2 separate regions of the Homo sapiens genome follow, and region 2 is linked to region 1. A link is an interaction called in ENCODE POLR2A ChIA-PET data of the cell type or tissue named here. Cell type or tissue: MCF 10A. All regions are shown on one strand. Links, peaks and the distances in the headings refer to the core of each region. The heading gives the core; the rest is flanking DNA.

Region 1 (11,574 bases), core at 2,480-6,479:
CAGAACCATCCATCTGGAGCAAGCTGTTGATGTGTGTCACACACACACAATTCATCAGAGCAGTTGCCTCAAGGAAGGGGGATAGAAATGTTATGAAAAAGGGAATCAAGAGCGATCACAACTTTCTAACATTTTATTTCTTTTATATAAATAAAGATCTGAGGTAAATTCCAGAAAACATGAACATTTGTTAAATCAGAGTAAAGTGCACACAGGTGTTTCTTATTTTCCTTTTTGTTTTTCTTAAATTAAAAATAAAAGTAGTCCCTTCGCCCCTGGTCGCCTTGTTTCCTCTCTCGGCCGTCCTGCTATTGTTTTCCTGGATCTGTCTAGGTCTAGGCCTGCCCATGCATTAATAAGCACATACATCTCATCCATATTCTTCATCTGATTCTCTCCGACCTCTTCCAGGGCCTGGTCCTATCGATTAAATTCTCTCCCCATCTTCAAACCGTTCAGTCCCTTTCCCTGCAGGCTTATTCTCCAGTGACAAACATTCTCAGGTCTCTCATTTGAGAAAAGCTTCTCTCCATTCCTCCTCAAGACACTTGTTCTTTTTTTTTTTTTTTTTTTTTTTTGGTTGGTGGGGGACAAATCACTTTTTTTTTATTATTATACTTTAAGTTCTGGGATACATGTACAGAACATGCAGGTTTGTTACATAGGTATACACATGCCATGGTGGTTTGCTGCACCCATCAACCTGTCATCTACATTAGGTATTTCTCCTAATGCTATCCCTCCCCTAGCCCCCCAACCCCCGACAGGCCCCAGTGTGTGATGATCCCCTCCCTGTGTCCATGTGTTCTCATTGTTCAACTCCCACTTATGAGTGAGAACATGCAGTGTTTGGTTTTCTGTTCTTGTGCTAGTTTGCTGAGAATGATGGTTTCCAGCTTCATCCATGTCCCTGCAAAGGACATGAACTCATCCTTTTTTATGGCTGCATAGTATTCCATGGTGTATATGTGCCACATTTTTTTTTATCCAGTCTATCACTGGTGGATATTGGGTTGGTTCCAAGTCTTTGCTATTGTGAACAGTGCTGCAATAAACATACGTGTGTGTGAAGACACTTGTTCTCTTGGTGTGAACACAGTACAAGCTGAGAATCTTTGATCCAAAAAATCGTTAAGTCCAAAATGCTCCAAAATCCAAGTTTTGTTGTTGTTGTTGTTGTTTTGAGATAGAGTCTCACTCTGTCACCCAGACTGGAATGCAGTGGCACGATCTAGGCTCACTGCAACCTCCACCTCCTGGGTTCAAGTGATTCTCCTGCTTCAGCCTCGCAAGTAGCTGGGATTACAGGTGCGCACCACCACGCCCAGCTAATCTTTTGTACTTTTAGTATAGATGGAGTTTCACCATGTTGGCCAGGCTAGTCTCGAACTCCTGACCTCAAGTGATCTGCCCACCTCAGTCTCCCAAAGTGCTGGGATTACAGGCTTGATCCCACCCACCGTGCCCAACCCAAAATCCAAAATTTTTAAGCACTGACATGATGCCACATGTGGAATATTCTACACCTGACCTCATGTGACAGGTCAAAGTCAAAATGCAGTCAAAACTTTGTTTCATGCATAAAATTATTATAAGTATTGTATAAAACTACCTTCAGACTAGGTATATAAAGTGTATATGAAACATAAATGAATTTAGTATTTAGATTTGGGTCCCATCTAAACAGGTAGGAGTGGAGTGGTCTACCATCTTAGGCCCATTGGTGAGGCCCTTTAAATTAGACTGACAAAAGACAAATTAAGAGGAGAACTACAAGTTTATGAACATGTGCATTGTGTGTGCACATGGGAGCACGCAGTACTGACTACCTCAACGCGGTGGTGAGAACTTGGGTTTATATAGCAGCTCAACAGAAGGGCGAAAGATTTTTAGAGAAGTGACAAGACAAAGGAAAAGGACTTCAAGTTTCTAGAGCAGCAAATTTTGAAAGTAAACATATGGGAGAAATGAACAGAGAGGAGGGCTAGTTGGTAAGGTTTGTTCCAGTGGTTAACTTCAGTCTTTCCTGGTGGTGAGGGGGCAACTTCACAAATTTATGCTCTGCTTTTAAGCAAATGAGAAATGGCAGAGAGCCTTATCTGCTTCTTCTCAATTGTCTTCAACTAAAAATAATCGATATGCCAAATTGGCTTATTTGGAGGTTGCATACTCTGCCACCCTTCCCCTCCCTCTCTTCACCACTTTTCTTTCTGTGGGTGCGTGTACATTATACTGGGGCCCTGGAAACTGGTATTGGGTGCTGAAAACTGGTGTTGAGCCCTGATCGTTTTATGACCTTATGCCCAATCTGTCCATGAGGCTTCCTTCAACTCCGATTGATTTATCCTAATACATTTTGCTTCACAGTGGGCCAGGTCCCAGATTCTGAAGTGGGGAAGAAACGATGACAGGGTCAGACATCAGGTGGTGAGGTCTTAGCACACAGGTTCACAGACACATAGAAAAGGAGAGAAAAGGCCGGGCGCAGTGGCTCACACCTGTAATCCTAGCACTTTGGGAGGCCAAGGCAGGTAGATCACGAGGTCAGGAGTTCAAGACCAGCCAGGCCAAGATGGTGAAACCTCGTCTCTACTAAAAACTATAAAAAATTAGCCGGGGCCAGGCGCAGTGGCTCACGCCTGTAATCCCAGCACTTTGGGAGGCCAAGGCGGGCAGAGCATGAGGTCAGGCGTTTGAGACTAGCCTGACCAACATGGCGAAACCCCGCCTCTACTAAAAACACAAAAAGTAGCCGGGCGTGGTGGCACAGGCCTGTAATCCCAGCTACTCGGGAGGCTGAGGCAGGAAAATTGCTTGAACCTAGGAGGTGGAATTTGCAGTGAGCCGAGATTGCGCGCCACTGCACTCCAGTCTGGGGGACAGAGCAAGTCTCCTCTCAAAAAAAAATTAGCTGGGCACGGTGGCAGGCACCTGTAATCCCAGCTACTTCGGAGGCTGAGGCAGCAGAGGTTGCAGTGAGCTGAAATTGCACCACTGCACTCCAGCCTGGGTGACAGAGTGAAACTCTGTCTCCAAAAAAAAAAAAAAAAAAAAAAAAAGGCCAGGTGCGGTGGCTCACGCCTGTAATCCCAGCACTTTGGGAGGCCGAGGCAGGCGGATCACGAGGTCAGGAGATCGAGACCATCCTGGCTAACACACTGAAACCCCATCTCTACTACAAATACAAAAAAATTAGCCGGGTGTGGTGGCAGGCGCCTGTAGTCCCAGCTACTTGGGAAGCTGAGGCAGGAGAATGACTTGAACGCGGGAGGCAGAGCTTGCAATGAGCCAAGATCGCACCACTGCGCTTCAGCCTAGGCGACAAAGCAAGACTCCGTCTAAAACAAACAAACAAAAAAAACAAAAAAACAAAGTAAGGGAGAGAAAGACAAGATAGAAATGAGCAGTGACTGTGGAGGGAGGTTGGGCTGTGGCCTGAGCTCAGGAGAATATCAGAGGTAAAGGATGACTTCTGGAGGAAGTAAGGGTGTGGAAGCTGAGTGAGATTAACACAGAAATAAAACAGAAAGGATGGAGGAGTAATGGAGGCCGTTGGAGGAAGGTGGTAAAAGAACAACTCTGTCAATGACAGCAGCTGTCACCCTACTGAATGTTGATTACATGCCAGGCATTGTGATAAGGATTTGTAGGGATAGTCTTTCTTACTTATCCCAATGCCTCTGTAGTAGGTACTATTATTTTACTCATTTTACAGATGAGGAACTTGAGGATCAGAGAGGTTAGAGGGCTTGCTTGGAGTCACAGAGCTAGTAACTAGAAGAGCTGGGATTGGAACCCAGGTCAGTTGGATGCCAAAGCCCAGGTTCTCATCCACTCCTTCTACCACCTTCCAATATTGACTCAGGGGCATTTCTTCCCACCACGCCTGCTGTAGGCTGAGGAATGCGATGTCTCCCAGCACCCCAAAGAGTGAGGTGCCGTGTGATGAGCTAACTCGGAGGTGTAGCTCAAAAGCCCTGCTATGACTGAGCCGTCTGCCAGGGCTGTGAGTGCTCAGAGTGGAGACGTTCTCATCCGCCATCAGGGAATACTCACTCCATTGTGCTGGCCCCACCTAAATGTTTTTTTATTGCCTGCCCTTCACCATGAGTAATGCCACTTTCCATTTTAAGCTGGGAGCTTCAGGAGATGACTGCATTACAAGCCAGGGTTTAAAGCTAAGAGCTGCCTGGGGGATTACTCACCCATTTCAAGACGCTGCCCACAATGCACCCTCCCACTCAGGATGCTGCTGGAAGATCTTCTTCCTTGCCAAAGCCTAAAAGAAATCTGATTTCCCCTGGAATCCGACTAGGAGTGGTGCCAGAATATCAGAAAGCTGGCGAGTTAACTGGTTCTCCAAGTGGAGCTACCGTGCTTGTTTCTGGTCCTCTCATGTGTGCTAAGGTTTTGTTGCTTGTTCATTCATTTGGCATTTGCTGAGGGTCTACTATGTGCCATGCACTCTGCCCATGATGGAGAGACTATCACAAGCTAAACAGCTTTAGTCCTTGTCCTCAGGGAGCTAACAGTCTGGGGGTGTGGGGATAAACAGACAATTATAGTAAAATATCATAACAGAATATGCTAAATCATATGACATGCATGCTCAGGGAGTTTTGGAAACCAACAGCCAGAGGATTTATACTAAGGTAGGTATGAAGGATGAGGAGGAGCTGGCTTGGTTTCTTAATTGTAAGCAACCAAAATTGACTCTAGAAGGAGAGTTCAGAGAACCTGGGGTTGCTCCCAGAGTCACTGGGAAGGTGTGGTGGCCCCAAATCACACTGCAGGAATGGTCCAGCCAGACCAAGATGTACGTGTGTATGTGTGTGGTGGGGAATGAGGGGGCGGGTGTAACTTTCAAATACATGGGGTGGGGATTCAGATGCCGGGCCGTCAAAAATGATGACAAATTTCCAGAACAGCAGGTAGAATTAGGGAAGGTGTGGAGGAGAAGGCTGTCTCAAAATGACCTAAGATATTCTGAGTCAGAGAAAACAAAAGGAACAGCTTAAAGAGAGCACCAACTCAGTGAGGCAACCAGGCAGTGGGGCCGGCTGGCCAGACTCTTGGGGGATTCCTTAGTGAGTGAGTTCACTGCTCAAAGAAGGGCTTTGCCACTTCTGCAGGGAAGCCAGCCACGGGCCAGCAGGTAAGCATGTTTTAAGGCTTTCCTTTTTTGTTTTAGGGCTCCTGGGGACATTCTGGAAGGCCACAGTTCTCACTACAAGCCTTGAGATTACAGAGCCTAGCTAAGTCGGGAAAATGTTCTCTGCATGAGAATTGGAAAAGATGTTTGGGGGAAGCCAATAGGATAATGATAATAGCCAACTTTTATTGCTTGCGCTAACATGAGCTTACATGCATTATTTCATTTCATACTCATAATAAACCTATCAGTTTAGATGAACAGACTGAGGCACAAGGATTTTAAATGACTTGGCTAAGATCCCATGGTTAGCAAATTGTGGAGCTGGTATGCAAATGTAGATCTGTTTTACTATAACTAAGAGTCTGTTGACAGAAAACATGAAAAAGTGAGGGCCAGATGAAGAAGAATGTTCTGTGCATAATAAGCGATCGGAAGGAAGCCTGATTCCTTAGCGGTCACCTCTCTCATGGGTACAATTTTGAAACTTAAGGTCAGCTGTTGGTCCCTACTGAGAAATTTTCAAATAGAATCCAAAATGGAAAAGCCCTATTTTCCTAGAGGGAGACTTGAGTGAGGAACTTTAGCCAGTAACTCAGGGTATTGCCTCCTAGGTTGCAGCAAGAGGTATATATAGCATTTTAAAATTGATTTTGTCAGAATAATAATTTCTCTGATTATACAAATAATACATGCTCCTTGTAGAAAATTAGGAAAAAATAGAAAAACATAAAGAAGAAAACAAAAATCATCTTTACTGTTAGCACCCAGGAATGGCTTTTGTCATATTTTGGGGTATGTGTGTGTGTGTGTGTGTGTAATTTGTAGTCTCTTTTTCTGATGCATATATGGTGATACTGTCTTTTAAATTACAGTTCTTTATATCTTCGATAATTGTTATGACCTTGATTTAGCCCTTTCCTCAAGGGAGAATTATATCACAACATTCAATTTTGCAAATCTGTTGATAGGCAGTACAAGCTGGTTTCTTCAAATGAGGAGGCAGAAGCCATGGAGCCTCCTGGGGTGCGTTGGATATAGTGTATGTGAAAGTGCCTAGTTCTTTAAGAAAAACTTGGTTTTTCCTTATTTGTTAATATTTCTAGCTGGTAAGCATTGCCTAAACAAATGTTTAGCATAATGACTAACCTAATCAGGCAACCATATATTTATTAGGAGAGATTTATTCCATACTCTAGGCTATGCATGGCATTCATTGATGTTGTGTACACAAAAAAAACAGAAGAGCAGTTTCTAGGACTCAGCTCCAAGTGGAGTCTGTCCTGATCCCACCTCCCCTTCACTGGTCTACAGGATCCCAGGTCTTCCCATCTCCCAGCCAAACATATTTCAAAAAGCCACAGTCCAACACACACAGCTCTTTGGCTCTCTCAGGCAGGTGTGCAGCAAGGCCTTCACAGACCTCAGTGAGCGTCTCCTCTGGGAGCCCACGTGGCTCAAGCCAGCACAAAGCCAGATCTATTTGGTGGCTGCTGTTGTTCACTCTTGGCATACCGTATGCCACCCATTCTTGTCCTTTACCCAGATCATCAAGACAAAGCCCTACCAGTTCAGAAGCCCTGTGTGTTCCCTCTTCATATCTTGATATCTGCTTTGTGTTGGGAGTCAGTGGCCAGTCAAGTGCTTGCATGATGCAGGTGGGTTTGCTGATGCAAACAAAGTTGCTGGCATGTGAGTTTTCTGACCCTGAAAAGGCCCCACAGAACTATCCCCTCAGGCCTTGATCAGGACATTACCCCCAGGCCAAGGGGACAAGGAAAATGAACTTGAGTGTACTTCATAAGTGACAGCCAAGAGGGAACCAAAGCTCCTAGTTCTTCTCTTCCCTTCCTGTCTCCATGTAACCTTTTCTTCCTGGGCCATTCCTGGTCCTGGAGGTAAGGTCACTGCTGACAGCACCCATCTGGTGACCCAGGAAGCCAAGGGTCAGCTGGCTTCTCTGACAGTGGTGGATGCCCTATTGTGCTCCTCCTAGAAGAGGGTTCTCTTAACTCTTGCTTTTCTGCTTTGTTTTCCCATGCTTCATTTGATTTTCTTTTTACTTACAAAAGTAACCAGTTAATTTATGTGTCTATTTGAGAGGTTAATCATCTCCAGTGCCACCTTCAGATCCATTTTTCAGCTCCATGAAATTCATAAGATTCTCTTTACATATTCCATTTGTAAACCGAAACTGAATAATAATTCAGATGCCTGAAATACCTCTTAGCCCTGGGAGTGACCTAATTTCTCAAGATCTCAGTTTTATCATCTGTAAAAATGGAATCATAAGATTCTCTTTACGTATTCCATTTGTAAACCGAAATTGAATAATTATTCGGATGCCTAAAATACCTCTTAGCCCTGGGAGTTAATTTCTCAAGATCTCAGTTTTATCATCTGTAAAAATGGAAATAACACTGTTTATACGGTGGTGCTGCTATAATAAATCATGAGATAACAAAGTACTCAATAATATAGTACAAATAAATTAGATTCAATTCATTACAATATGTTTTTACAACAAATTTACCTTTACAATGACCATCTGTGGCAAGTGATACTGGTTTTTCATTTTCATTATTGATGTCAAGTTCCATTTAAAATGAATTTCAGCTTAAAGTGAAAATACTTCAAAAATACTAATTAAATAAAAAATACATTCTAGCTGTATATATTTAGATTATTCAAGACAAAAACATTCTGAATATATAGAAAATTAACCCCCACAGAAAAAGGAAATGACAAACACAAGAAGAAAAGAAACCCTAAGTGAACCCTAAATCAACCAGCTAACCAGACAGCAGAAATCTCAGATCAAACAAGGACCAAGAGTTGGAGGAAGCACGCAAAATAATTCTCAATGGCTTTTTAACCACTAAGACCAAAACAGCAAAATAGGCAGTTAGTCCTCATTGCCCGATCTTCTTTTTGTGGCCCTCACAACTTCTTTTGTTATCCTGGCCAATCTCCACTGGAAAGTCTCAAAGCATTCAACATTCTCCATTAGAAGAACCACCTAAGTGTGGGATCTCTATACGCCCAAATTATCTTTCCCTTCCCTGCAATCAAAACTCTTCTCCTTTTGTAATATGTATGTCTCCAAAGTGTTATCCAGAAATCCTAGTATTCAACTGAATAAACACCAACAGATATTCACCGAGCATCTACTAAGTATATGGAGAGAGTCTATGTCTGTGGGGGAAGGGAGTGCACAAGATCCAATCCCTGCCTTCGAGGAGTTGAAGATTCCCAAGGGAGGCCAAACGGAGGATGCAAATAGCTCTAATTGCAGGGTAGGATACAGTGACTGCCACAAACAGCCACAGCCAATATGCACAGGATGTCACAGGAGGAAATGACTTTTGGTTTGGTGGGGATGAGGACAGGTTCAGATGGAGGCAGCATTGGTTCTCTGAGAAGCATTTGACTTTAAAAAGATTGTATTAACTCTTGTGCCCTACCCCTCAATTGGTGGATTATTTCGAGTCTCTTGCCTATTCTTGGATAACAGCTGGAAGAAGGTACCGCATCCTGCTGTTTCTTCTCTGAGACAGGCCATCTCCCTGCTCATGCGCATCACAAGCCCACAAGACAGGCTTAGGTGCATGTGGCTCTGTGCACAACCCTGACCCCACCTGGCAAAGGCCTCAGCTCCAATGCCGCTTCTCAGAGAGACCCCCCCCCCCACCATACTCCACCTCCTGGTGCACTCTCCCCTTCCAGCCCCCGTGGGCTCCTTTCTACCAGGAGATACGGGAATTAGCACCATTTTAGATTTTCTTAGCTGTTCACTTTTAAAAATTTAATACCTCCCCCTATAGGAATAAAAATTGACAAGGAAAGCAGGGTCTTTGCTTTTCTTGTTTACCCCTGTGTTCCCAGTGCCTGATAAATCACAGTATTTAATACATATTTGTTGAACGAATTAATGAATAATAGTCTAATTCAGTCTCTTCTTCTCGAGTTTCTTCCTCTCTCTGGTTTGTTTTTGTGAAGAGGGGTCCAGGGTTTTAGAAAATACATATGATTCATTCCAAAGTGACTTAATCAAAAATACTCATACTTGGGTTCAGTATGGCAACTGACAAATTAGCAGAGTTTAACAGACTTTGGTTTGTGAAGAGACTTGAGCCAGCATGCATCTTTTCAGGTAAACTGATATGCAACACTGGATGGGACAGATCATCATTTATCCCTCCCACCATCCTTTCTCTCAACAACTATTTTTTTCCAGCTTTATTAAGGTATTATTGACAAATAAAAGTTGCACATATTTAGGGAATATGATGTGATGTTTTGATCTATGTGTCCATTGTGAAATGATTACTATGATCAAGCTGGTTAACATATCCATCACCTCGCAACATTATCGTTTTGTGTGTGTGTGGTGAAAACATGTCAGATCTACCCTCTTGGCAATCTTCAAGTATACCACACATTACTGACTATAGTCACCATGCTGTACGATAGATCTCTAGAACCTATTCATTTCGTCTAACTGAAACCTTGTACCCTTTAACCAACATCTCATTTCCAGTCACCTCTCCCCAGCTCCTGGCAACCACCATTCTACTCTCTACTTCAATGAGTTTGACTTTTTTTAGATTCCACATATAAGTGAGATCATGTGGTATTTGTCTTTCTGTGTCTGGTTTATTTCACTTAGCATAATGTCCTCTAGGTTCATCCATGTTGTCATAAATGACAGGATTTTCCTCTTTTTATGGATTAATAGTATTCCATTGTCTGTATATACCACATTTTCTTTAGAAGAAATGTGTTACAGATTTCATGTGTGATACAGATGAAATGAAGTGTCCATTTCATCTGTAAATGGACACTTAGGTTGATTCCATATCTTGGCTATTGTGAATAATGTAGCAATGCACACAGGAGTGCAGATATCTATTTGAGATACTGATTGCAATTCCTTTGAATATATACCCAATAGTAGGATTGCTGGATCATGTGGTAGTGCTATTTTTATTTTTTTGAGGAACCTCTATACTGTTTTCCATAATGGCTGTACCAATTTTTATTTCCACAATAGTGTATTAGGGTTTCCCTTTCTCCACATCCTCACCAATACTTGTTATCTTTTGTCTTTTTGATATTAGCTATTCTAACATGCATGAGGTGGTATCTCATTGTGGTTTTAATTTGTGTTTCCCTAATGATTAGCAATGTTGAGCATTTTTACCTGTACCTGCTGGCCATTTGTATGTCTTCTTTTGAGAATTATCTGTTCAGGTCATTTACCCATTTTTAATGGGATTGCTTTCTTACTGTTGAGTTGTTTGGGTTCCTTATATATTCTGGATATTAACACCTTATCAGATGTGTTTGCAAATATTTTCTCCCATTGCATAGGTTTTCTCTTCACTCTGTTTTCTTTGCTGCCCAGAAACGTTTTAGTTTGATGCAATTCCATTGAACTATTTTTGCTTTTGTTGTCTGTGCTTTTGGAATCATATCCAAAAAATGATTACCCAGACCTGCATCAAGAAGCTTTCCCCTATGTTTTCTTCTAGCAGATTTACAAACTCTGGTCTTACATGTGAGACTTCAATTCATTTTGAGTTGATCTTTGTACTTTGTGTGAGTCAACACATATTTATTAAGCACATATTATGTGCCAGGCTTATGCTAGACATGGGATAAAAAGCTGAGCAAGATAGGGGTTCTGCCCTATGGAGCAAAGTCAGAGGAAACACTCAAATAACTAGTGCGAGGCCTCCGGGGTGAAGTCTGAGGGAGAAGAAGGAATATCCTGGGGGTCGTAGCAGGTGGAGGTGGTGGCATTGTTGGCAAAGAGAGGTCCATGCCAACGGAAAAGCAAGTTCAAAGGCTCAAGGTGAGAGTAAGCATGGCACATGTGAGAACTAAAAGGAGTTCACTCTTGTTTGAGGCCACTGATGGTTCAAAGCTGGGGAACTCTCAGGCCATCTGTCTTTACTCAGTACAAAGACCAGGAGAGCTTGGGGGCAGAGTGGGTCACCAGCTGTCCTCAGGAAATGACTGGAATGAAAGCTCTGCCGGCTTTGTTCACTGCCATGCTTTGTTCGCTGTCTGAGGATGCAGCCAGAACATAGTAGATTCTTAATGACCATTTGCTGAGTAGGTGAATGAAGCCCCCACAGATGGTCTCAGCTTTCTCCTCTAGCATCACCAAGCCCCACAGAGTCATAAGACCAGAAGGCAACTTGAGAGCCAGCTGGTCCACCCTTTCCCCTCCAGGCTCTGTCCTGCCCTTAAACCTCCCTCACAAATGGCACTGTTTTGTAGATGTTATAAACTACAGTAGCATGACTTGTCAATTGGGTTCTTGAGATCATACTCACACCAAGGGAGAGACAATGTGTCCAGTCATCTGGTGAGTCCAAGGCAGGGTGCAGAAGAGCAGGGACGACAGTCCTGGA
Region 2 (11,574 bases), core at 3,963-7,962, 200 kb before region 1:
TCTAAAACGGTGACTTCACTCTTGCCAAAATGCAAACCACACACCGCTGCCAGGTTGTATCATTTTTAATTATTATTTTTGTGATTCTTCTTTTATCTAGTGCCTTAAGAGAGACTTTTCTCTGAGGGACCCAGAGCTGACTCTAAACACTTTACTGTCATATATGATGTGGAGGCAAGGGAAGGATACCACAAGCTGAAGGAGAACAAAAGGGACTGGGGGGTCCTTTGAACAGCACATCCAGTTAAAGCCCCTTCCATGGGAGCGTAGAGTAGAGAAACAGTTTGCAATGAAACAAAAATACAAAGTCCCAACATCAACATTTAACCTCCTACAAAGCAGCTGGGTCTCAGAATGACAGCTGTCTCACAATACCCCAACATGCCTCATCTTTGGGTCTGGCTTAAGCCATGTTAGATTCCCTGCATTTCCAGGGTCTACTCGGTCTCATATCAGTAACGAAGTTAAAGTAATTCAGATCCTAGGAGACCTTTCTTCCCTTTCATTTTCCTTTGCTGAAGGTAAGAATAACTTTTAATCTCCAAGAACAAGTCAAGTTTCCTTTGCTTCCAACTCAGGGCCATATATTATAACAGTGTCATATATTTATTCTGGCAATAGGCTCACCCATTCATCCTTTAACTCTTCATTGAGCACCTCCTATTTCAGGGACTGTGGGAGGCATGGAGAATAAGACACTGAACAAAACTGACATAGTCCTTACGTTCCCCAAACCTACAACCTACTGGAGACAGACACTCAACAAATACACACTATAAACACTGAAAATTTCAGTGGCAAGAATGTAAAACTGCAGATGCAAGCTAGAAAAGAATATGGTGGAGAGGAACAAAGCAGATTCCCATTACCTTCCTTATGAGGCAGGGAGCCATATTCAAGGCAAAGGTGGAAGTGGTTTATCAGCAACAGAGAAATAAAACACTTTAGAGACAGGCATTAAGAATTCTCCCAATATTGTGGTGGTGGCTTCATGAATGTATACAGGTAACAGAGTTTATCAAAGTGTGCCATTAAACACATGCAGTTTTTTGTGTGACAAGCTTTTAAAAACATAATAATTTCCCCAATATTTTGCTACTCATTTATGATCTCTCAAGATCTCCAGGATGATGAAGGTTCTTGTAGTCATAAACTAACAAAACTGACTTAGCTACAGGAAACACACCACCCTGCCACATTGTTGTTCTTGGCCTGCTCACAGCTTCATTCGTTCCTTCAACAAGTAATTATTAAACATTTACTAAGGGCTAGTACTGTCCATTAGTGTTTCCCATTACACTACAAACAGAAACACGCATAACCCAACTCTCTGGAAGCTTGTAGCCTCCTGCCAGTGTGGACTCAAGTGGAAAAGGTAAGTGCTGCCTACACACTGAGAAGGACCTACAGCATCTGAGAACGTGGAGTCAAGGCTACTCTGAGGGATTTTCAACATCATGATAGACAACGATTTGTTGAAAGCTTACTCTGTGCTAGCCCCCAAGTGCTTTCAAAGATATTATTCATTCAACTCTCCCCAAATCCCTACAAGGTAGATACTATTGTTTAAATCCCTTTTACAAAAGGGAAAATTGCCAGTAAGTGATAGAACCAAGGTGAAAACCCAGAAGCCTGACTCTAGAACCCTCAATACAAAATCTAAGCTAGGCTGGGCATAGTGGCTCACGTCTATAATCCTAGCACGTTGGGAGGCCAAGGCAGGTGGATCACTTGAGGTCAGGAGTTTGAGACCAGCCCGGCCAACATGGTGAAACCTCATCTCTATTAAAAATACAAAAATTAGCTGGATGTGGTGACACATGCCTGCAGTCCCCGCTACTTGGGAGGCAGAGGTAGGGGTAGGGGGATCACTTGAGCCCAGGAGGCGGAGGTTGCAGTGAGCCAAGATGGTAACAGTGCACTCCAGCCTAGGCGACAAAAGAAGACCCTGTCTCAAAAAATAATAATAAAATTAAAAAATAAAATCTAAGCTACCATAAAGATAAGTTCTCACCAATCACCCCAGAAACCCACTTCAGAGTCTAAGTACTTCTTCTGGGCCAAACTGAGAATCAGCTGACACTGCTCTCTGCTGAGTAGACTCTCTGGCCTCCCCTCATCAGTACTTCCTCCACCTTTGGAGCTCGATAAAGGCAAGCTTGAGAAATGAGGGAGGTCAAAGGTTTCAAAGCAGCAGGCCTCTGCAAAAGAGAGACTCTGATATCTCTGTGCCAAAGGAGAGGCTCAATGTCATGGTGCTTCAACAGGACATGCAGAGACAGCAGCTCGAATCCCTGACTGCAGGCAGAGCGACACACAAGGCTTCTACATGGTAAACTCTGTTTTGTTGGTCTTTTAGAACGTAAGTAAGTCACCAACTTACTGAGTGAGATCATGTTATCATGATGACAGAGTTCCAGGGAAACACAGACCTCCTCTGGATCAAAGAACCTTCCCATTGTCTCCTTCCAAGACACTCGACCAAATCATGGAAAACCAATTCAACTGCTGGCAGTCCACAGGCAGCAAGCAGCCAAAATGCATCAACATGCGAGAATGCATGTGAGATGTGAACAGAAATCCCGACTGTTACAAGCCATAGGCATCCATATTAATAGCACGAATGCTATAATTAGTCATTTAGGGAAAAATAAAATAAATCTGCTCCAAGACAGTCTCCCTGAATTTTGTAAGAGTTAGAAGGATGGTTTTAAGATTGCTGATCCTGCCATGCTGACTTGCTTTCCCAAGAATGCCTTTGACCTTAGCCAGCACTAGTAAAGAACTCAGCAATGCCTGTGAGGAGGGCCAATTCCATGTCCCCAGAGGACAATGAGGTCCCCTCAACAATACTCACTAACATATGTGAGCATCCCACAACACTGCAAAGGCTGAATGACTCCCACCTGAGATCTGTCCCTTCTAAACTACCTCTGACCGCTCAGAGGCCCTGCAGGCCAAACTACCTCTCTGATGCTTTGCCGGCGGCTGCATACCTCACTCTTTCTTTTCTCTTTAACATTCCTCTGCACAGCATTACTTGCCTCTTCACAGAAAACCTATCCAACCCTCTAGAACAAGTGCTTATCATTATTTTATCAAGTTCCGGAAGGAGCGAGACTGTCAGCAAACCCAAACTATTGCTAGAGGACAGCTGAATTTCTGGTCAACATGAATCATCTTTCCAAGACTGGGGAGGGACTGTGTGCCTATGTAGAGTGAACCCTGGAAATAGCCAGACTCCATGAATAACCTGCTATGACCTCAGGCAAGTCTCTGGACCTCTGTATGACAAAGTGTGAAATTAATAGGCAGAAATAAAGTCAACCTGACAAAGATGAGGGAGAAGAGAAGGCCATGCCGAAAGAGCACCAGGTGCACAAGACCATGTGGCTGGAGAAAACACAGCAACTAAAGGCCAGCACGTGGGAGAAAGGGCAGGGGTGGTGAGACCAGTGTAAAACGGGAGGGAGGGGGCGGCCACATAGGGCCTAAAGGATTATAACCAATTCTGCACAGCTGCCAGGGAGACACCAGTTCCATCAGTGATCCATAAATAGTTGGGAGTTACCTTCTGATTATGAGGTAAAACTCAGTTCTTGTGCATGAGCCTATGAGGGGCAAAATGCCAAGCTGTTCATAATAAAACAACTGAACTGAACTACTAAAATTACAATCTCAAGCCTGGATATGGTAGAATAATGTTTGCTAACAAGCTAATGCCTGATGTTATCTTAGCTAATGTCAAAAATGTATTTTCCGGCTGGGCGCAGCGGCTCACGCCTGTAATCCCAGCACTTTGGGAGGCCGAGGCAGGCAGGTTACCTGAGGTCAGGAGTTCAAGACCAGCCTGGCCAACATGGAAAAACCCCGTCTCTACTAAAAATACAAAAATTAGCCGGGCATGGTGGCACACATCTGTAATCCCAACTACTCGGGAGGCTGAGGCAGAAAAATCGCTTTAACTCGTGAGGCAGAGCTTGCAGTGAGCCGAGATCATGCACTGCACTCCAGCCTGGGCAACAGAGTGAGACTCTGTCTCAGGAAAAAAAAAAAAAAAATGTATTTTCCATGGGAACAAAAATACAAAATCCACTCATCTGTGAAACAATTAAATTATTTCATCATTAAATCCATCCTGATTAATCTGTAGTGTAAACTATTCGTGTCTCAGAGGTGATACAAAAATCTTCCTGTGGCCTGGTTGACACTGCATATCGAGCTTATCCACCACTCTAATGCTAGACATTTGCACAGTAGAAGCATTGGCTATACCAGTGATTCTCTTAAAATCCTTTCTCTTTAAAGTCCTTTCAGATCCATTGGCTATCCAGCTAATAGCTATTCCTTATTTGCTACATATGAGGCACAGGGCTCTGCATAATACAAAACTAAAATGTATGCAGACTGAAGAAGTTAGCAGCCTAATGAGAAGGGAGGAGGTAGAAATAGGACTAATAGAGGACCTACTATGTGTCTGACATTGACTTATACCATCTCCTTCAATCCTCCCAAGAGCTCAATCAGGAAGGCATCATTATACCTATTTTACGGAGAGACTGAGGCTCAGAGATATTAAGAAACTTTTCCACCTTATATAGCTAATAACTTCGAAAGTTTGTATGCAAGTATAGGTCTGACTCCTAATTTACTCTTAACAACTCTACCATGCTTCAAAAATACAGAATGTTGTTTTTTTGTGTGTTTTGTTGTTGTTGTTGTTGTTTTTAATGCTGGTTGCAAGAAAAAGAAAAAGCAGTAAGCACCATAGAGAGAGAGAGAGAGCATCTGTAATAAGAATTCAGTCAGAGGAGAAACTGCCCCCACTGAAAGGATGATGTTCCTCTAAGGAAGGAGGAGTTAAACTGGTCACAAAGGAATTGACCAAGGAGAGATGGGGAGAATAACCCCTATGGGAAGAGGGGACAATTTAAACAAAAGCACAGAGGCAGGACACTGGGCTGCACACACGGGAAATAGTAGGGCCAAAAGAAGGGGACAAGCCATAGGCAGAGCAGGAGAGGTAGGCAGAGCTCTGAAGAGGCCTAGGGAACACAATGAGGGCATGAGGCTGCAGGAGGCAGCAGAGCAGAGTCTCTGTCTCCACAGAGGAAGGGAAGGAAAGATCCAAGTGAGGTGGCTCTGGCTGGGGCCTAGTTTAGAGGTAGCCAGGGTCTGAACCAGCAGTGGTTGGCGTGGTGAGAAGAGTGTGTGCAGAAGAACACCCGTGGGGTTTGGGGACTAACTGGGTGAAACAAATCATCACATGTGGGTCCAGAGGTTGTGCCTGGATGACGGGGACAGCAACAGCATTTTTAACAGAAACAGGGAGCATGGGAGGTGAAGCAGACTGGAGGAAAGAGGACAGAAACACGGCAGGATTGAGGCACCAGCAATGCATACAGATTAGAGATGCCAGCAGACATCAAGAAACTAAAGAACTGGAGAGGGGCTGGGGCTGCCAGAGGGAAGTCTAGGAGTCATGTTCATGTGGGTGGTGGCAGAAGCTAGGGACTGGAGAGATTAGTGACAAAGAGAGGCAGACCTTCTGGTTGGGGAGGAGAAGCCCACAAGGAAGGGAACCTTGAGAAGATCCACAGGACAAAGAAGGTGAGCAAGGAAGGGACGTTCAGAAGGGGATGAATGAAGCATGGAGAGCACACTGTCAATGGAGGAGGAGAGAATTTCAACACAGAGAAGGAATGTTAGCAAAATCTCACGGCGGCTGTTTGAAAGTATGCACACCTTCTCAAGCACCATTTGTCTTTTTAAAAGAAAAGCCAAATACAAATGGAAATGCTCTGGGAGGGGAGAGATAAGAGGTGTGCCTCCCCTGCTCTGAAGTCTTGGGTCTTTTTGGTGTGAGAACCTGTCTTACCCAAGAGTGAGAACACAAGAGTCCACACCTACTTCACAATGAAAACCTACTGGAATTGCTTTAGCTAGTGAAAATTATCCTGAGATGGTTTCAATCTTTCAAATCATTTGTCAAAACTGCTGACCTTGACTCCCATCCCTTTATGCCCTTCTAAAGTGTTGTTTGTGGCTCAGAGAAGAGGGTAATAAACACATTTGATAAAAAATCAAGTTAGAGTTGGGCATGGTATCACCATGGAACCAATAAACAACATGGAAGAGACTTCCAGTAAATTTCAGATCATTACCTCTAGTTTAAAACCAATTTAGTGCAAAGATAACCAATTGCTCCTGAGATCTCTAACACACCCATGTTTGTCCTCTGACAGTCATTACTTAGTAGGGCCAAGAAACCAAGTAGGCGGGAAAGAAAGAGCTGCCTGGCCCATAAATCGGATGCCCACTGGTTAATTCCCACAAGCCATGGCTAGGTTACATAGTGAGGGAGCAGGCCCCTGTCTTAAGGAACTTCCAATTTTGTAGACTGCTACAGGAAAACCTAACATATAAAAACCATGCAAAGAATCATATACAGAATTAGGGTACAGATGTTCAAAACTAATGCCATCCTTTGCCTCACTAAGGACTCATTATAAGCAAAATTCTTTCACACTGTGCTCACCTCGGCAGCTTCCACGCCACCTACACAACTATGATGTTCACACAGCCTTACTCTAACACATATGTTAGACAAAGTGAGGAGCGCCTGCACTCAGCTGATGTGCCAAGGCTGGAGAACCACCTATGGTGAGAATCTGACCACAGAAAACAAGGAAGAACTGGAAGGGAGTAAAGGAGGAAAATGGGACTGGGAAAACCACAGGGCCACACACGCTATTCACTTCAAACAAGCTTTTGTTTGGTTCAAGGTTCTGTGGTCTTAAATTTAAAAGACCCCGGGGAGTGATGGCCACCCAGTCCTGTAATCTCCTATTACCATAAGCAATGTTGACCAAACAGCTCAGAGAGTATCAGATTCACTGTCCAGATAAAACCAAAACTAGTGTCTAGAGCAACTTACAGTTTAATACCAGGCGGCTGAGAGAGCTAGCCTTTTGCAATACAAATGAAAGAATTCCACGTCTCACTGTGGGCAGAAATCAACTTCTCCAACTGAAGTTCAAAATTCCTTTCTCCCAGATCACTCCCCTTCACCAACTAAAGCTTGCCACCTTCAGACACTGCCATTCAATTGGATTGAACAACTGTGTGTGGAGCCCCTCCCAGGTGGTAGGCACTCTTCTAGGACAGAACTAACCCAGCCCAGCCCCTGCCCTCATGGGCTTACACAGCCCCACCTCTGCTCTGAATCAGGATGCCTGAGCTCACACACAACCCAATTCTCAACCCTGAGTATCTTCCCTGATGTTCACTCCACCAGCAATGTTGCACTTCCCCACCTCCAGGTGTCCAGATGGGCCAAACCTCCAAATGCCATCTCATCCATGGAGTCCTCCCAGGCCCACGCCAGTCCACCTGCAGCACTGCCCACCACCCATACAACACAGGTGCTGCTTCTCTCCCTTGAGCCTCTTCGTGGCACTCTATTTGTGCCACCTAATGGCAGTTAAGACATCATCATCCTGGCCGGGCACGGTGGCTCACGCCTATAATCCCAGCACTTTGGGAGGCCGAGGTGGGCGGATCACCTGAGGTCCGGAGTTTGAGACCAGCCTGACCAACATGGAGAAACCCCGTCTCTACTAAAAATACAAAATTAGCCAGGCATGGTGGCGCATGCCTGTAATCCCAGCTACTCCGGAGGCTGAAGCAGGAGAATGGCTTGAACCCGGGAGGCAGAGGTTGCTGTGAGCCGAGATCGCGCCATTGCACTCCAGCCCGGGCAACAAGAGCAAAACTCCGTCTCAAAAAAAAAAAAGACATCTCCATCCTTTGCTGTATTCGCTGTGTGACCTAAGCTGAGGCAGCTTCCCCAAGGCTCAGGTTCTGTATATTGAAAACAAGGAGATAACAGTACCTAATAATAGTAATTTTAAAAATAGCCACCTTTTATTGAGATCTTACTGTGTATCAGAGAAATGCTGTGAAATTTACAAACATTGTTTCATTTGACTCTCAAAATCCCATGAGACAGGCACTGTTATCCCCGTTTCACAGATGAGAAAACAGAAGGTGAGAGAGGCACAGTGATTTGCCCAAGGTGCACCGAGAGCAAGCAACAGAGCTGAGATTCTCACTCTGGCAGCCCCACATGGGGCCCTTCATGAATCACCCCCCGCTACCCATTTTTTCACAGACCCCTTCTTAGGTTTCCTACCCACCTCATAAGGTTGTTCTGAGATAAGACGTGAAAAGTCCTTAGCACACCGAGTGGTTCTGGATCTCACTGTCCCCCCATGGTATCCTCCTTTAAGGGAGAGTTATTCACATACATGTATGCTTTAAGCATACTAATCAATACATATTGAATTAATGAATGAAGAAAGAGAAAACAAGACTAAAGGACATCTGCCAAACTACTCAAATAAGATACCAAAGTGTCTTACAAGTGGTTACTCAACATCCTATATATAGATTCTCACAGGACAGCACAAAATGTAAGTCTCTTTTGCTCCCAAATGTCTATGAGATGCAGTCTTCATTCTGGGGTATAAAGGGGAAGTGGCAGGGGTGGTCACAGCAGAGGAGTGAGCAGGAATGACATAGCACATCCTAGAAGCAGCAGGCCCAGTTCTGCAGCCCTTACTAAGATAAAATCCCCACTGAAGGGAAATCCCATCCAAATCCTCTTTGCCAGAGAGGAGAAGAAGGTCAAACAGACTAATCCTCAAAAAGACCTGAAATTCTGGCTCACCTGGGCCACACCAAAAGACATTCCCCTGGGAGCAAGAGACAGGCACGAAAGGTGGCATGCCCCACCCTCCCACCTATGCACTGGTGACTCCTCCTCACCCGACACATATACCTCGGCACCCCTCTGAGCTTGGATACAACTCCAGCCATGTGACCTTGGAAAGGTCTCAGGCCCGTGAGATAATACCAGAACCACCCTCACACAGGTAACTGTGGCCCAACAGGTAATACACAAAGCCAGCGTCTGGCATATAACTCAACATGAGTCAGCTATAAATGTGAGCAGACAATGGTGATACAGAGACCCAAACGCTGCAGTACACTGCCCTCCCTTGAAACTAATGCGTGGCTTTCACACATGGATACCTTAGGTAGCCAGTTTCACTGCGGTGCACAAAATAAACCTCTTTGACCATAACAACAAAAAAATCAAAACGTGATTGGTCTCACAGGGGAAAAAAAGGCATGTGAGTGAAGTGTGGGTGAGGAAACAAGGAGAAAATGCAGGCAGGGAAATGGAAAAAAAGAAAAGGATGCAGCCTGACCAACTGCTGACAAGCCAAGAGCTGAGCTTGGGGAGGAAGTAGAGGCAGGTCTCTGTGGGGACTCAGAGCTTAGTCTATCAAGAAGAGAGATGTGAGGGGTCAGTCATGTCCCTGAAGCCATCATGGTGAGGACCTGCCAGCCAGAAGACAGGGCCGCCAGTTATCTGGACACCAGCCAGAGCTGACACTCAGCTGCTTTAGCTGATTTTAGTACTGAGAAGCTGATATGTGTCTGTACATAAACAGTACACACAGAAGCCTCTTCCTTTTCTAAAAATACACGGGTCTGCAGTTCAGCACTGAGAAGGCCACCTAGAGCACATAACAAAGACAGTAACTGCGGATGTCTGGCCACCAGAAGGAAAAGCATTTCCTTTATCAGCAAAGGGCGTGAAGTCACCCTTTACCCCAGAGGCCTGACTCCATCTAGGGGAACTGCATGGCACAGAAGACCTCCATGATTTCAGAGAGCTGACCTGACTCCCACCTTGGACATTTGCTATTCTTAACTGCTCTGAGACTCAGCTTCCTCATCTGTGAAGCAGGGTGATAACAAATACCCACCCGGAAGCATTCTTCTAAGGATGAGAAATAATGAATGCAAACCACCTAGACACAGTTCCTGGTACAGAACAGACGATCAACACACAGTAGCTTGGTTCTTCCTAAAATCCCAGAGTCTTTGCTGCTCCCTCTCCTCTCATCCCTGAAATAACCCAACTGAGGAAGAGAAAGACTGATTTTCCCTGCTCTCGTAGCAGCCTCCCTCAAGAGCTGCAGCTCCTCAGGATATTCCTGGTGCTTGTTCTGGGCAGCAACACAGGCCAAGAAATCAGGAGTCTGCTCACTAGCGAACGGAGGAGAAGACGAAAAGGAAGTGCATCCCTCCAGTCCTCACAGAGGGCTCCTCCACACGTGCTGGTCTCAGTTAAGTTCAGCAGGCATCAGAGAGCAGGGGAGGAATAGCCTGCAAAACGGGGGCTACCATCCTACAATCAATTAAAAGAGTTCTTTTTTTTTTTTTTTTTGAGACGCAGTCTCACTCTGTTGTCCCAGCTGTAGTGCAGTGGTGTGATCTCGGCTCACTGCAACCTCCACCTCCCAGATTCAAGCGATTCTCTTGCCTCCGCCTCCCAAGTAGCTGGGATTATAGGAGCCCACCACCAGGCCCGGCTAATTTTTATATTGACAGGATGTCATCATGTTGACCAGGCTGGTCTCAAACTGCTGACCTCAGGTGATCCACCGCCTTGGCCTCCCAAACTGCTGGGATTACAGACGTGAGCCACTACGCCCAGCCTAAAAGAGTTCTTATTCTGGAGTTCTCAAAGAGCTCTAGAAGGTCCTGGCCCTGAACCCTCTGAAATTGAAAATGAATTTTGGGTAAAGAGGCTTTTTCTTGGGAAATTGTCCTGAACTTTCATCATATTTCAAAGTCTTTGACACTACCCTCAAAAAGAAAAAAAAAAAAGCTTTAAAACTGCTAACTCATTCATGGAAAACAAGAATGTCTGAGAAAGACTAATATAAAGCACTGGGCACTGTGGCTCACACCTGTAATCCCAGCACTCTGGGAGGCCGAGGCAGGCGGATCACCTGAGGTCAGGAGTTTGAGACCAGCCTGGTCGATATGGCGAAACCCCATCTCTACTAAAAATACAAAAATCAGCCAGGTGTGGTGGTGGGTACCTATAATCCCAGCTACTCAGGAGGCTGAGGCATGAGAATCGCTCAAACCCAGAAGTGGAGGTTGCAGTGAGCCGAGATCGTGCCACTACACTCTAGCCTGGGGAATAGAGCAAGACTCTGTCTCAAAAAAAAAAAAAAAAAACTCACTTTTAGCTCACATGTAATGATACTTGTCAAGTATCTTATTATATATTAACTCACTTAGTCCCCACAACAATGGAAGGAGACAGTTATCATCTCTAGATGAGGAAACCAAGGCTCAGGAGCACACCACTTCCCAAGACCCCATAACTAACAAATGGCAGAGCCAGGACTCAGCCCTAAGAATGCATGAAGCCAAAGCTCAGGCTCTTCATCACCATATCACAGTGTCACCTTCTGCAGATCAAGCCCCAGATTTTATAAACTAAAAGGAAAAGTGGAAGGAAAGAAGGTAGAGGTTATGAGAGATTGGTTAGAACCTGACTTATAATTCAATGCTTTTTCTACTATATCCACCGTGCCCCATGTCTTCATACAACTCATACTGAGAAATGTTTTAATCATCAAAAAAAAACACGCCATAAGGAAGTGTAGTGGTACCATAAAACCCTCAGCTTCCTTGCAGAAA

Evidence for each region. Peaks named below come from ENCODE experiments on the same cell type or tissue, not always from the same donor. Only the 100,000 strongest peaks of a DNase experiment are listed, where the experiment ranks them.
Region 2: POLR2A ChIA-PET joins it to region 1 with 5 read pairs; 3 of 35 experiments call an interaction of 5 or more read pairs at or near these places.

What each region holds. Positions count from the first base shown.
Region 1 is chr5:142,637,694-142,649,267 of GRCh38, reverse strand. All of the region lies in intron 1 of FGF1 (fibroblast growth factor 1), which reads left to right. Among named protein-coding and RNA genes, the nearest start is that of FGF1, 43 kb to the left of the region's middle. RefSeq lists an enhancer at 3,464-4,663 and a promoter at 4,788-5,132. In MCF 10A, for the core only: no CTCF peak of the experiment used is centred there; a DNase peak (open chromatin) is centred at 4,157.
Region 2 is chr5:142,843,584-142,855,157 of GRCh38, reverse strand. All of the region lies in intron 1 of ARHGAP26 (Rho GTPase activating protein 26), which reads right to left. Among named protein-coding and RNA genes, the nearest start is that of ARHGAP26-AS1, 20 kb to the left of the region's middle. In MCF 10A, for the core only: no CTCF peak of the experiment used is centred there; no DNase peak of the experiment used is centred there.